Regions from separate parts of the Mus musculus genome. Here region 1 is linked to region 2. Evidence: chromatin contacts called from ENCODE Hi-C or POLR2A ChIA-PET data. All regions are on one chromosome and are shown on one strand. Each heading gives the region's core, a stretch centred on a gene start or an enhancer-like site at or near the end of the contact. The rest is flanking DNA. Distances are from core to core; before and after follow the strand shown.

Region 1 (6,794 bases), core at 942-3,441, 260 kb before region 2:
TGGTTGTGAGCCACCATGTGGTTGCTGGGATTTGAACTCCTGACCTTCGGAAGAGCAGTCGGGTGCTCTTACCCACTGAGCCATCTCACCAGCCCTCACTGTGTTATTCTAATGATCAAACACACATAAGAATTATCCAGAACCCAGTGTCAACTACCATAAATAAATGGCTCATTAAGTTTTTCCTTTACTATTTTAAATAATATGCACACAAATGATTTGTTGAGAAGTTAAAAAGAAAAGCTAGCTGATTATAACTTCAGTCTTTAAGATGCCCCAGAAATTTGTTTTTGATGGGTCTGAACTGCTTTCTAAAACATCAGGTCCAGGGCTGGAGAGATGGCTTGGCAGTTAAGAGCACTGACTACACTTCTAGAGATCCTGAGTTCAATTCCCAGCAACCACATGGCCAGAAAAGGGTGGCCCGGAACTGGAGTTATAGACATAACTAACTTCAATATAGGTGCTAGGAATTTAACGTCGGTCTTCAGGAAGAGCAGCAGTGATATTAACTGATGAACCAGCTCTTCAGCCTTTTGTGTGTTTGCTTTTTAAATAAAAGACCTAAGAACTTATACACACTACGAGCCTCGTGTGGCCGGTAGCCTCCCCAATATGGAGCTCACCAACTTGTCGGCCCCTGCGCTCCAGAGATCCACCTGTTTCTGCCCCTGCTTGCATCAATGCTGGGGTTACAGATCGATATACTTGCCAGGCCATTCCCTACCAACAACTGCATCCATTTCTGCGCATTCAAGAATGGCTCATAAGAACTAAAGATCATCTGAACTAAAGACAGACACTTGGAAATCAGTTTTCTTCCTGTGTCCCAGAGGTTACCTGGGAAGTATTTATACCCATAAAGATAGAAGGCTTTCACTGCATTTCTCTTCTGCCCAGACAGGCTACAGCTAACCTGCAACAGGCTACAAAGATCTCCTAATTGCTATTTAGATCTTCAATTATGTTAAAAAAAAAAAAAAAAAAAGGAATGGAGATCTTTGAAACAACCTTCCATACACTTAAGTTCTGGGTTTTTTCCTCCCAAAGGCTTCTCTGCCCATAGGTTTTCACACTTCAAAAAGGCTTCAAAATATAGTGTCCTTTAAACATGCACAAAATTGGTAATTTATGCACACAACTGTACATACTTAAACACTGTTACAGAAATGTAAACTACATAAGTCATACATGACTGCTGAACTATTCATTCTCGTGCAAAAGAATGTTAGATTCCAAAGGATCTACTCTCAGAAGAGGATGTAAGAACCAAAGAATGTAATTTTCCAACCCCCAGAGCTCTTCAAGTCAAACTGGAATCCAGTTCTGCCATACTACTTTTCACTACACTGCACTCCTCCAGTGAGATGAGTAACTGCTTAGCACTACTCCAAAGTCCCTGGTTGTAACCGGAACAAGCCCAGCACGGCTCTCGGAACAACGTGCTTCTCAAAGAAGAGGCTGCACGCTGACGAAAATACCAGGAACACCATTCCTTTTACCGAGAACTAAAGTTCACATAAATAATTTGTTCCTGGGCTTTAGAGACAGCTAGGCTCATCGTTATGGCCTAGGTATGCAATCTTGGGCAAGATGCCCAGTCTCTAAATCTATGTTAAAGATGAATAAAATGGATTTTTGAACCTCAAGATCAAGTTTAACATATAGGTTGCCCACTAAAAACCCCAATAATTAAAAGCTACTGTGCCCACCACTGCAGTGAATATTTAAAATATGGCTAGAACTCGCCCCTGTCTTGCAGATCTTGGTTCTCTACAACACAACCGGGGTATCAGAAAGTGGCTGGGGTGAGAGAGGCAGTGATGTACCTGCAGGCAAGAACTCATAACAGGCCAAGAGTCACTCAGAGTTCAAGGTCGCCTGAAACGCAATTGCAGGAGCGCTGTGGGCCGAGAACTGGAGAGGACGCTGTGTGGCTCCCTGAGCCTCAATGATTCCCCCTTTCAAGAGGGCGTAGCCTCCGCCAATTCTTTTAATGTCCTCTGAAGTCAGCTATGGAGGACAAGACTCCACCTGCATAGAAAACTCGTTTATATCCCAAGCCCAAACTCCCCGGGCCCCGGACTGACGTAACCGCCATGAGAGGGAGCCCTTCACACTATTGGTCGCTGGCACCCAGTGGACGGAGAACTGCGCAACGCTGCTGCGCAGGAAGCACCATCTTTCCGGCGCTATCTCCATGGCGACCGCGACCGGGTCACCCTTTTGGCCGCGGCGGTAGAAGTTACGTCATCGCCTGTGCGTCCGGAAGTGACTGTTCCTGCGCCAGGGTGGACCGGGAAGACCGGGCCTTACCCTGCCTGGGCGCAGGTAGGCAAGCTGATGCGGTGCCGACCGGGTGACCATGGCGGTGTTTCACGACGAGGTGGAGATCGAGGACTTTCAATATGACGAGGACTCGGAGACATATTTCTACCCTTGCCCCTGTGGGGATAACTTTGCCATCACCAAGGTACTCTAAAGGGCCCGCCGGCGATCCCTCGAGCTTGCGCATTGTCGCTTCCGGTGTCCCTGGGAAGGCTCAGTTACCCACGTGTTCTTCCGAACCCCCGCCCCTAAAGTAGTAACCTAGGCTGTCTAGCATACAGGGTCGGGTTAAGGGCGCTGTTCTCCGTAGTCCCGCCCCTAAGTGTTTTTCTTTTTTTTCTATTTTTTTTTCCCCTGGGAGCTTCTTTGAAGAAGGGAACTTGATTTTGTACCCCAGGGTTTTGGAGGCGATCGAACCAATCTAATCTCCCTGTTTTTTTTTCCTAGATGACACTTGGGAGGAAAGTTCTTTGTGTTGTTACCCAACTAAAGACTTGCCCATAGACATAGGAGAGATTTATGGGAAGTTGACGAAAGGCTATGCTGACCATATGTTGTTTGATTGCGTTGTAGGAAGATTTGGAAAATGGAGAAGATGTGGCCACGTGTCCTAGCTGCTCACTCATTATAAAAGTGATTTATGACAAAGTAAGGGATATGTTAAAGGGGATGGGTGGTGTGAGCTAATGACAAGGGCCTAAAGGAGCCTGTCTGATAGAAAAGGGCGGAAGAGTGTTGGGTGTTGGTTTGTTTTTTGAGACAGGGACCTTAAGTAGCCCTGGCTATACTGGAACTCATGATGTGAACCAGGCTGGCCTTGAATTCACAGAGATCTGCCTTTTATGTAACTTATGATCACTTTGGAAAGGGCAATAAAGAAATTGCTTTGTAATGAAAATTGATGACTTAATCAGGAATGAAAAATTATGGTTATTTTAATTGATGTTCTTCCTTTTGACATTTCTCTTGTATTTAATATTTAGTTTGTTCAGAGCTCTAGGATATTTTTAGAAGATTGCATTTTATTGCTTGCCTAGCTTATGTACAGAATCTACCTTGTTTGAGATATAGTTCCTAGATGTAATGTTACAGTTCCATGTTCCTTTGTATCCATTAGGAATGGCAATAGAAAAGGGGTAAATATCTTTACTTCCCACCCAAAGCTCAGTTAGTGCTTTGGAGTCTAAGTACAGAATGTAACAGTCTAGAGGATAAATTCTAAAATGACTATAGGGTAAGTTGGACCAAAGCACAGAACTTTGTGGGAGAAGCAGGTGTTAATTTAGACAATAATAGAAATGTAATGATTCATTCTTATTTTAAAATGGTTTATGGAGCAAAGAACAATGGACAGACTAGGGACTGACTCCTTGGGAATCACACTGTAGAGGATGTGTAGTAACTGGGAAAGTTTTTGTGGTAGCTGGCATAAACCAGCATGAAAGATCAGAGTGTGAACTTCATTTACAAGTAGTTACTGTTGCAGGTATATGTTGGGAAACACACAAAGGCATTCTTTTTATTACTCATTTTGAAGAGGTTACATATTTGAATGACCAGATATTGATCTGAAATATAAAAACTTGATAGTTGTGATGTGTTTATTTCTGGGAACTGGTTGCTCCCTAGCTAAGATATTTATGAGACACTGCATATTAACTAATGACCTCAGGGCTAAACTTCAGTATACTTTTAGATTCTGGTTCTAGTGCTGACACCAGCTCTCTGTACAAAAATAAAGTGTTATTGGGTCTGGGGAGATGGATTAGAGGCTAAGAGCTTCCAAAAGGAGTGGCCATTTACATCTTCCACAGTGGTGGCTCACAGCCACCTGCAACTCTAGCCCCAGGGAATCTGGTGCCCTCTTCTTCCCTCACGGGCACCCCCCACACATGTGGGGTACATACCTACATACAAACAAAAAACCAAAAGTCTTTGAATGTTCCTTTGTTTCCAGTTGTGTCAACTGGGGTAGCTACTAATATCTATTAGGAAGACCAAGGGCTGAGGCCATACAGCACAGACCATCCCTGAGCAGCAGTTAGTTCTTGGTACGTAAGTCATAAAAATTTTAAACTAAATTTGTTGGCATTTTTATAATACTATAAATGGATTTTCCCCTAAATTTCACATCTTGATTTTTTTTTTCATTGCTAGCATTAAAAGAAAGAAAGAAGGAAAGAAAACAAGATGACAGAACAGTGAAAAAAACTAATAGCCAGATTGATTCTGTGGCCAAAGGAAAGTAATGTTAATGCATTTGTGAGACAAACACCCGGCGGCTAATAGCATTTCTTCTTCTTCTTAGGATCAGTTCATGTGTGGAGAAACAGTCCCAGCACCTTCAACCAACAAGGAGTTAGTTAAATGCTGAAGAGGCTCTCAGGTACCCACATCCTGAACCGTGGGGGCTGAGCCCAGGTGGATGGATCCAGTGCAGAGTTACCAACCTCCTCGATGGGCAGCCTCAGGGGTGTGATCTTCATCAGCCACTGAACTCAGCATGAAAAAGGGAGCCTATGACATGCCAGCCCTGGATTCCATACTGGGACTGGAAGGATTCCTAATTGTCCGTCTGAATTTAAGGAAGAGCCTTATTATAAACTGTGGTTTTTCCTTCAGTCGGCTGCATCATTTGAACATCTGGAAATTCATTTTCTGAAAATAACATCATCCGCCTCAATCCTGAGTGTCTTTTATTTTTTTAAGATTTATTATTTTATTCTTAATTGTGTGTGTATGTGCATTTGTGTGTGGGTACGTGCATATGAGTACCGTTGCCCAAGATGGATCTCCTGGAGCAGGAGTCCCAGGCAGTTGGGAGCCACCTGACGTGGATGCTGGGACCCAAACTTTGGTTCCCTGAAAGCACTACACATTCCTAACCTTGGAACCATCTTTCCAGCCCGTGATGGGAGCTTTTCAAAGATTACATTTTGACATAGTTTCTGAGGTGGTTCAGGTGAGGCCTTTCCTAGAAACATCTGCCTTTTCCAGAGCTGCACTTGCGGCTCATTCATCAGCCAGCCACCTAGGCTTGCCGTGACTGCGTTGTTCCTGTTCTCAGTCATTTCTGTTACTTTTCACGCGCCAAGTGCAGTCCTGGTATTAGACCGTAAGACCACAGTTTCTCTGTAGCTTCCAGTTAGTGAGGAAGGAGGGACGTCTGAAGTGACTTAGTAAAAGAGACACTGTTCTTTAATGCCTCGTGCATCCTTATGTCAGGACAGGTTAAAAGGAAACAGCCAAGTGAGGTACCTTAGCTGGCAGCAGCGCGAGGCGTGAAGCCTGCTAACTTGCCAAGTGAAAGTGCGTGAGTATTGCCAGCTGGAAACAAGTATTTCTGTATCAGGGCCTTTATTTCTTGAAAGGCCTGATGGGTTCATCTTAGACGGGCGAGGCTGATCCTATCTGTAGTGGTTGTAACGGGGCACAGTTTTGTGTCACCGTTAGTCTTAAGAAGTGCAGACGCTACAACAGGATGAGCTTGGAAGTGTGAGCTGGCTCTAAGACATGCCTGTGATGGCACACCTAGGAAGACTGCACATAACGGTACCCAAATCAGACATGCACCCCCGCTGCCCTGAAAAAAAGAAATATATGTCAAGAATGACTGTCTGCACTGCAGTCTGAGAGCATCCAGACGTTAGACTCAGTCAGAGGTTTGAAAGTTCTTTTGTAAACAGCTTTGCTGTGAATACGTAAAATACTTTTGAAAGTCCACCGCTTATCCAGCAGAGTGTTTGGGATATGGCTGCTGCAACTGAAAACAAGCCAGTAGGGGCTGGAGAGATGGCTCATGGGTTAAGAGTTCTTGCTGTTCTTCTAGAGGACCGGTGTTCAATTCTTAGCACCCACATAGCAGCTCACAACTATCTGGGGCTCCAGTTCCTGGGACTCTGATGCCCTCTTCTGCCCTCCATAAATACCAGGCATGCACATAGTTTACAGACATACATGCAGACAAAAGACCCATACAACTAAGTAATAATTTTTTTAAAAAAAGAAATGGCTAATAAATACATTGTATCCACTCATTGAAGGTTTGAATTAAAATATGTAACAGTGTATGGTTCTAGGCAGCCATTAGGCTGAGACTTAAGTTAAAAGTTGTCTGAAGTGTGTTGTACAGTACATGTCAGATTTCTTCCTTTGTTTGTGGGAGGTGGGAAGGCATTGAACCCAGAGCCTTGCTCACGCCGGGCAAGCCCTCCAGTACTGGGCTGCACCTTCAGCCAGCATAGTTTTCATACTGCTGTTTGGTGTCTCCCAAATTATCTTACAGAATGAAGCTACTGCTCAGACGGGCAGAGCAAGGTGATTCTGGGGAGGAGGAGCTGCCTGGGGAAACAGATGGTCTGTGCTCATGAGAGCGATGCTTTTGGAGATCTCACCAGCAGTCTCTGCTGCTGCGGTTGCTGCTGTATTCCACAGCAGACGTCTTCTGTGATCACAATGGAGCAGGA
Region 2 (6,776 bases), core at 899-3,398:
AGTGTTCAAGATGGAGAAAGGTGAGCCCACCTAGTACTGAAACAACCTTTGCAGCAAGATCACACCCTCTCTAATGCAGAGATGGAATGCTGTAAGATACTTTAATCAATTACTCTTCATTAGGAAATTTTATCACCTCAATCCTAATACACTGAAATACACATTTGGTCCACTATCTCAACCCATACCCTCTAAACCGCTTGCTTGCTACCCAAAATCAGTTTGTTCTGTGTTCCAAATCAAGTACCTGTTGTGCTTTTAAATCCTAGAACTTTAACCCAGAGGAGAGCATGCTGAGGCTGTGTGTTTGTTCAGTCGTATTAATTGCTGAGTCAACATCCAGTGTTAAACAGGCATACATGTAGAAGAGAGTAAATCTTTCATCCTCGAGGAAGGCAAAACTCGATTGGCTGTAGCACATGGACAATTATAATCACAAAATATTTTAGTAATGTTGTCATAACACCTTTGTTTTGGAGAAGTCAAAGTCTTTCATACTGCTAATTCATTCACCTTCAGTGCACTGATAAAGAGACATGGGGTGACAGAATTCTCATTTCATCGGCCAGAGTTGATGCAGAAAGAAATTAGGCACTGAAGAAAATGCAAAGCAAGAATCATTTTTTTTTTTCTGGCTAAGCCTCTTCCATCAGTTATGAGAATTCCTCCATTTTAAAGTAGCAAATACCAACCATGGTAAAAATGTAATTTTAGAAAAGCAATTGTTTCAGCAGAATTATGGCATAGTTATGTTAAGAGATATCAGAAGGCTCTTAGTGCATTTGATCTTGCACTTTGATATTTTCTGTTCTTATGGGGCTAAAGAGTTGTTTTTAATAATAGCATTATAATAAACTGACAGTCCTGGCACTGATCCCCATTTTTCTAGACTGCCATTAGGCTCAAATCGATTCTCTAAATAAAGTCTGTCCCAAGAGACACACCAATGCAGGGAAAAGATGAGGTTTGGTTTTGTTTTTTAAACCAACCCGATATCTCACGTTTGTGTTCTAACCATCTGTACCTTTTATTAATCAGGGGCTGGAGCCGCCCAGGCTGACAGACACAGGAGAACAACAATCTTCTCCCACACAAGCCTGGAATGGTAACAGTGTGCGGCTGCCTAAGAAAGAAAAGCCTTTTCTGAGCTGTGGGTTGGCGTGGGTGTGTGTGCCAGGGCGAGGGAGTCATTCCTCTTCTCCATCCAAGGATGCTATTTATTGAAAATCCTGCACATCTTTTTGAAAAAATTGATTTCTTTCAAGTGGGAGGCAAAAACCCTTTTGATGATAAAGAAGAAAGGGGGAAAAAAAACACATGCAAGATTGAAAGGGGCGCTTTGGAGAGAAATGTTCCGCGGTCACAACCTGTTCAGGCTATGAAGACCACACCCTTCAGTCTCGCGTGCCAGCAGTCCCCCGGTGACCACGTCTCCCCCAAAGCCCGCGGAGACATTCTCACTCTCGCTCCACGTGCGAGTCCGGTTCCCCGCTGCCCTCGCTACTCTGTTGAAAGCAGCATCGGCCCGGAGGTCTCCCTGGCTCGCACCGGCTCCGGCTGCCTTCTCCGCACCTGACTGAGCTGAGCTTGTGCACGCCACCTCCACGTGCCATCCCGGGCCGTTACCCGGTACCCAGTTTCCGTCCCTCCCCACCTCCAGTCCGGGCTCCGCCCACCGCGCCCGGGGCGCGCGCCCAGACGCCCCGCCACCTGGCCCGCCCGCTCCGCGCGCCGCCGCTTCCTGTGCCCCGCCCCTCCCTCCGCGGAGAGGCGGAGCCCGGGAGCGAGCGAGCGCGGTGGCGTGGCCAATGGGCGCTCGGCTTACTCTGGCCTCTCCCCCGCGCGGCCGCCAATCGCGGCGGGCGGTGGTGGTAATATTGTGGAGTGGAGTTTGGATGCCGCCGCGGCCGCGGGCTGGAGCGGCGCGGCGGCGGGGGCTGCTGGGGTATTTCGGGAAGGGGGTGTGAGGCGGCGGCGAAGGCGGCGGCTGCGTGTGGGAGGTGGCTGAGAGCTAGAGGGAGAGAGCGAGAGAAAGGACGGAAGAAAGAGGGCGGGAGTCCTTGGAGGAGGCGGGACCGGCGGGGCTCTTCGCGGCGGCGGCGGCGGCGGGCGGCCGGGGAGGCGGCGCCGCCCCCTGCCCGCGCTCTCTTCAACGTAGCCGGCCACCTACCCGCCGGGCGCGGGTAGTGGCCGAACAGCGGCGACCGCCATGGCGTTCCTCAAACTCCGCGACCAGGTAGGTGAGGGGCGGCGGGGCGGGATCGCGCCACCGAGGAGTCGGAGGAGGGTGGACCAGCGGCGTGGGCCGCCCGGGCGCCCTGTCGGCGCGGTGGCAGCGAGGGAAGAGGGTGTCCCGGGTCGGCAGCCGTGCGGGCCGTCCGCCTGTCAGTGCAGCCCCAGCTCCGAGAAACCCACGTGCCGCCGGGGGATCGCGGCCGCCGCCACAGGGGCGGGTTCTGCGCTCGCCGCCCTCGCGTCCGGCGCGCTGCCGGGTAGGCGCCTCCTCTTTCCTGCCAGGTGAGGCTCGGGCCTAACAGGTGGCTTTGCGGTGCGGAGTCGGAGCGGGGCAGGCGGCGGCCGTGACCTGGGGTCACGACCTTGCCCTCGGGTTCGCTTCGCGGGGCGGTTCACGGTCCACCGCACCGTCTCTGCGGAGAGGTAGTGGCGGTCGAAAGCAAACCCACCGGTGCCGATGGATTCTGCTGGGGACTGGTTGTTACGGTGCATATTCCCAGGCTGGTTTTCTCTTGGCATATTCTGCACCATCTTGGTTTAGTTTTCCTGACTTAGGAAGAGCTTGTCAAAGAACACCTGAAGTGCTCAGAAGACTGCAGTACACTGTGGGCTGGGAAAAATAACTCTGTATCTACCAATGAAATCGCAACTATGTCTGAATGAACGCTTGTTACCCTTTTAAAAAGGCGAGAAGGTGAATTACCAGACGCTCCCCAGTGTTTGTCTCTTTTAAAGAAAAGGGAAAGTAACGAGTGGATTTTACGGAGTCGCGGGAACCTATTAATGCTTGAGTACCCCTTTTGCCATTGTTTTTCTGAATAGGAGATACTGAACAGATTTGAAGGGAAACCAATCAGAAAGTGGGCACAAGCTTAACAAAAACGATAGGGAAAAACTTAATGTTTTATGTCATTTTCTACCAATTAAAACTTAAGTTCTGAGTCTAGCTAATGTCAATTCTCACTTAAAAAGTGAATATTCTACTTAGGCTGAATGCTGACTTTTAGTATCATTTGGTATCAGCAGAATTTTAGCTGATATTAACAATAGGGCATGATACTTTGAAAAACTCTGGTTGATAAGTTTGTATTTCAAAATCTGTGAATAACTTTACTGTTCAACATGTTCCATTAGCTACACATAGAATCTTTGAGTTGATTAAAATTAAGAAAGCACAGTTTCTCAGTTGTGCTAGTCAAAAGCACACTTTTCAAAAGTGCTCACCAGCCACAGGTAGCAAAACCTTTCATTGCACAAAGTTGTCAGGAAAAAACAAAAAAATCTGTTAATAACAAGCAGAGTTCAAGCCCAGATCATCTAATTCATATGTAGTTAATACCATGAAACTCAAGATCTAGATTTTCAGCTAATCTTTATTACTCTAGTAACTCTTTGTACCTGAATATTTGGTTGTAATCCTTCACTTTTGGAAATGTATTTTGTGATTTGGTCATTGTGTGTGTTAGGGATTTGGTAGACTGTTAGAAGATCTTACTTTATAAAAAAAAATGAATAAATAATAAAAATCTATTGGCATCTGTGCATTTGAGTGTTTAGTAACTACAGTTTTGAAGCAGTCGTAACACTGATTCAGTTTTGTGTAATATTCTTTAACACTCAGTGGTGATATTGATTTTTAAAATGTTACCTGTAAACTTGAGAATCCGTGATGAGTAAGTTAATGAGATGGCATTGCTGGGGAAGACTTACTGTATTACAAAATAATTGGCTCATCTAGTTCTTTTGAAAGACAACTGAGTTTTTCTTAATTTAAAGGGAATTGCACTTGTTTTTAGAAATCAGTTTATTGATATGTTTCAAGACATTAGAAGTGATGATAGAAACGAAGTGGGATTCAATAGTTTAGTGTTTTCCATTTCTAGGGAAAGCATATTAGCTAGACAAAGTAGTTTTTGGAGGAAAGGTGAGAAGACCTGTATATGTACACAGGATTTTAAATCTGGAAGGTAGTTGATACCGCTTTTAACGCAACAGCTTTATATACATTCCAGTTAGGAAGTAGTATAATTTTTTTAACCTTGCAAAGAATAGAAGGAAGCTAGACATGAGTAAGGATTTTCTTCAACATTTAAGTATGAGAATGGTTCTACATGGTAAAGATATAAAGTCAGAGATGAGGAAATGACATAATCAGTAAAGAGCTTACTGTCAGCATGAGGATCTGAGTTTGATTCCTGAAACTCAGTAAAAACCTGGGGCACAATGGCACATGCTTGGGATCTCTGCACGGGGAGGCAGAGGCAGGAGAATCCCTGGGGCTTCCTAACTTGCCAGCCTAGCCTGCTTTACTCCTGAGGAATAACACTGGACATTGACTTCCGGCCTCCACATACACATATGCAACCACAGGAACACACACACATACACACACACACAAGATACACAGGGAAGACAAATATAAAATCAGTAAGCAAATAAGGAAATTGTCCTCATTCATTCTGTAATCAGAATAGGACAGCATTTACTTTGTGGCAGCATGTAATTCAGCGAATAAGAAAGAATTACTGTATTACTTTCTGCCTATGGGTGGATGAAAATATTTTTTAAATTGTTAGTAAAATGAAGCTTGTTTTCTGTTGATAACAGTAGACATGAACTTTTTTCCTGAATTACTTCACTTTGGCTTGTGTAACAGTGGCAGAATTTTCTCTCCTGAGGTTATCACGGTCTATTTTATCTCCTTAGGTGATGAAAATTACTCATATATGGTTACATTTTAAATCATAAACATTATGTTCTATTAAGAAAGATTGTTGGTCTTTGTTTAGGTTCCCCATTTCAGAAGCTAAGTAGCAACTGACACTTACTTCAGTATATAGAAAATGATGGGGAGTGGTGGAGAGGGGGACCTTAATGTCAGACTTGTTAGTAGCTGCTCAGCCCCAAGCCTTTGTTGTGCAGGTATGTCTAGTATTTCTGGAATTCCTTTTTCCTTTAGGATACCAGAAGTCCACATTGCTAGGGAAAAAATCTATTTTTGTTAGTAAACTGGTGACTACCAGTAACAACAGTGAATACTCAGGTTATAAAAGAGAACTACTATAAAACTAGTTTCTAACTTCTAATTCAGAGGAGTTGGAGAAAAACTCCAGAAATGGTACTCATTAAACTGAGAATTCTTTAACAGAAAGGGGCCACAGTGGTCGCCCTCTTCTCCCCCTCCATTCCCCCTTCCCTTCTCCCCCTTCCCCCTCCTCCCTCCTTCCTTTTCTCCTCTACTCTGCACAAGTGTGCGTGCTCCTCTGTGTGTGTGTGTGTGTGTGTGTGTGTGTGTGTGTGTGTGTGTGTGTGTGTTTTGCATAGCCAGGGATTGGATCTGGGACCTCTACACTACCAACCTGGTCATAAACCTTTTTAAAAATTGAGCTAGAATATGTATACCATAAAATTTATACTCTTAAAATAAGTGGGCTTTTTTTAGTTGTTTTCACAAAACTGTAATCACCACTAATTCTAGAATTTTTTTTTTTACCACTCCAGAAAACCACATGACAATTAGCAGTCATTTTAGCTTTCTCTTGCTTTCTACACCTGGCAATCAACAATCTACTTTTTATGAACTTGCCTGTTCTGGATATTTAATTTAAATGGAATCATATAGCATATGGCCTTTTATGTCTCATTTGATTTTGCAAAATTCTTTGTAAAGGTTTCATTAGTCTGTTGAGTATAACTTCATGTGTCTTGTATAGGGCTGCTGGAGTAAAACCCAAGGGTCTTCTGCTAAATAGACATTCGATCACCAAGCTGGGTTTTTAACTATGGCCATAAACTTCTGTAGCATGGTCAAGAGTGCAAAAAAAAAAAAAAAAAAAAAGTGTAAAATTACTTAGACCATTTCATTTGCACCTGAAGCTTACTTAACATTAGTGTGGAGTAGGATTTTTCTATTTTTCAGAATTTGTTTATAACTGGAGTTAAATTTTGTTTGCAAGCCGGGTGAGGTGGCACACGCCTTTAATCCCAGCACTCCGGAGGCAGGCAGAGACAGGCGGATTTCTGAGTTCGAGGCCAGCCTGATCTACAAAGTGAGTTCCAGGACAGCCAGGGCTATACAGAGAAACCCTGTTTCGAAAAACAAAAAACAAACAAACAAATTTTTTTGTTTGTTTGTTTGCAGTAATACTAAAGGGCAGTGAGTTTTAATTTTTAGATTTTTTTCTAATTGTATTTAGTATATAGGTTTCTTAAAATACTGTTTTTCCCCCATGTAAAAATGTTAAAATTTTAGGGCCCTATTAGGTATATGATTATGAGATATGATAATTGAAAATACTATACAATGTGTAATGATTAGACCAGTGGTTGGTATCAGCCTTGGCTGTCCCAGAACTTGCTATGTAGACCCAGTTGGCCTCAAACTCACAGAGATCTTCCTTTACAGACATCTCCTGAGTAATGGAGTTAAAGATGTGCCCCACCATCTACAGAGTGTTGGGAGGGGCCAGTTTGAGACAGGGTCTCTCTGTATCCCTGGCTAGCCTGGAACATGGCTTGTAGATCAGGGGCCTTGAACTGTG

The links. A loop is a pair of places that touch in the nucleus more often than their neighbours do. ChIA-PET counts read pairs that join two places held with the same protein, here RNA polymerase II (POLR2A).
Region 1: a loop to region 2 is called in a map of T-helper 2 cell, with 2.4 times the contacts of the local background. The contact joins the promoter of Dph3 here to the promoter of Ankrd28 in region 2. A Hi-C loop is called at or near these places in 2 of 37 maps with a recorded cell type or tissue (T-helper 2 cell and v-Abl transformed pro-B cells). POLR2A ChIA-PET finds 5 or more read pairs at or near these places in 1 of 5 experiments (Patski).

What each region holds. Positions count from the first base shown.
Region 1 is chr14:32,081,089-32,087,882 of GRCm38, reverse strand. Dph3 (diphthamine biosynthesis 3) reads left to right here and starts at 2,191. Exons shown (of 3, transcript NM_172254.4): 1 at 2,191-2,473; 2 at 2,902-2,976; 3 at 4,637-6,794. The coding sequence starts at 2,366. The coding sequence ends at 4,702. It overlaps Oxnad1 (oxidoreductase NAD-binding domain containing 1), which reads right to left and starts at 2,155. Exons shown (of 8, transcript NM_145460.2): 1 at 1,830-2,155.
Region 2 is chr14:31,825,787-31,832,562 of GRCm38, reverse strand. Ankrd28 (ankyrin repeat domain 28) reads left to right here and starts at 2,148. Exons shown (of 28, transcript NM_001024604.2): 1 at 2,148-2,236. The coding sequence starts at 2,210.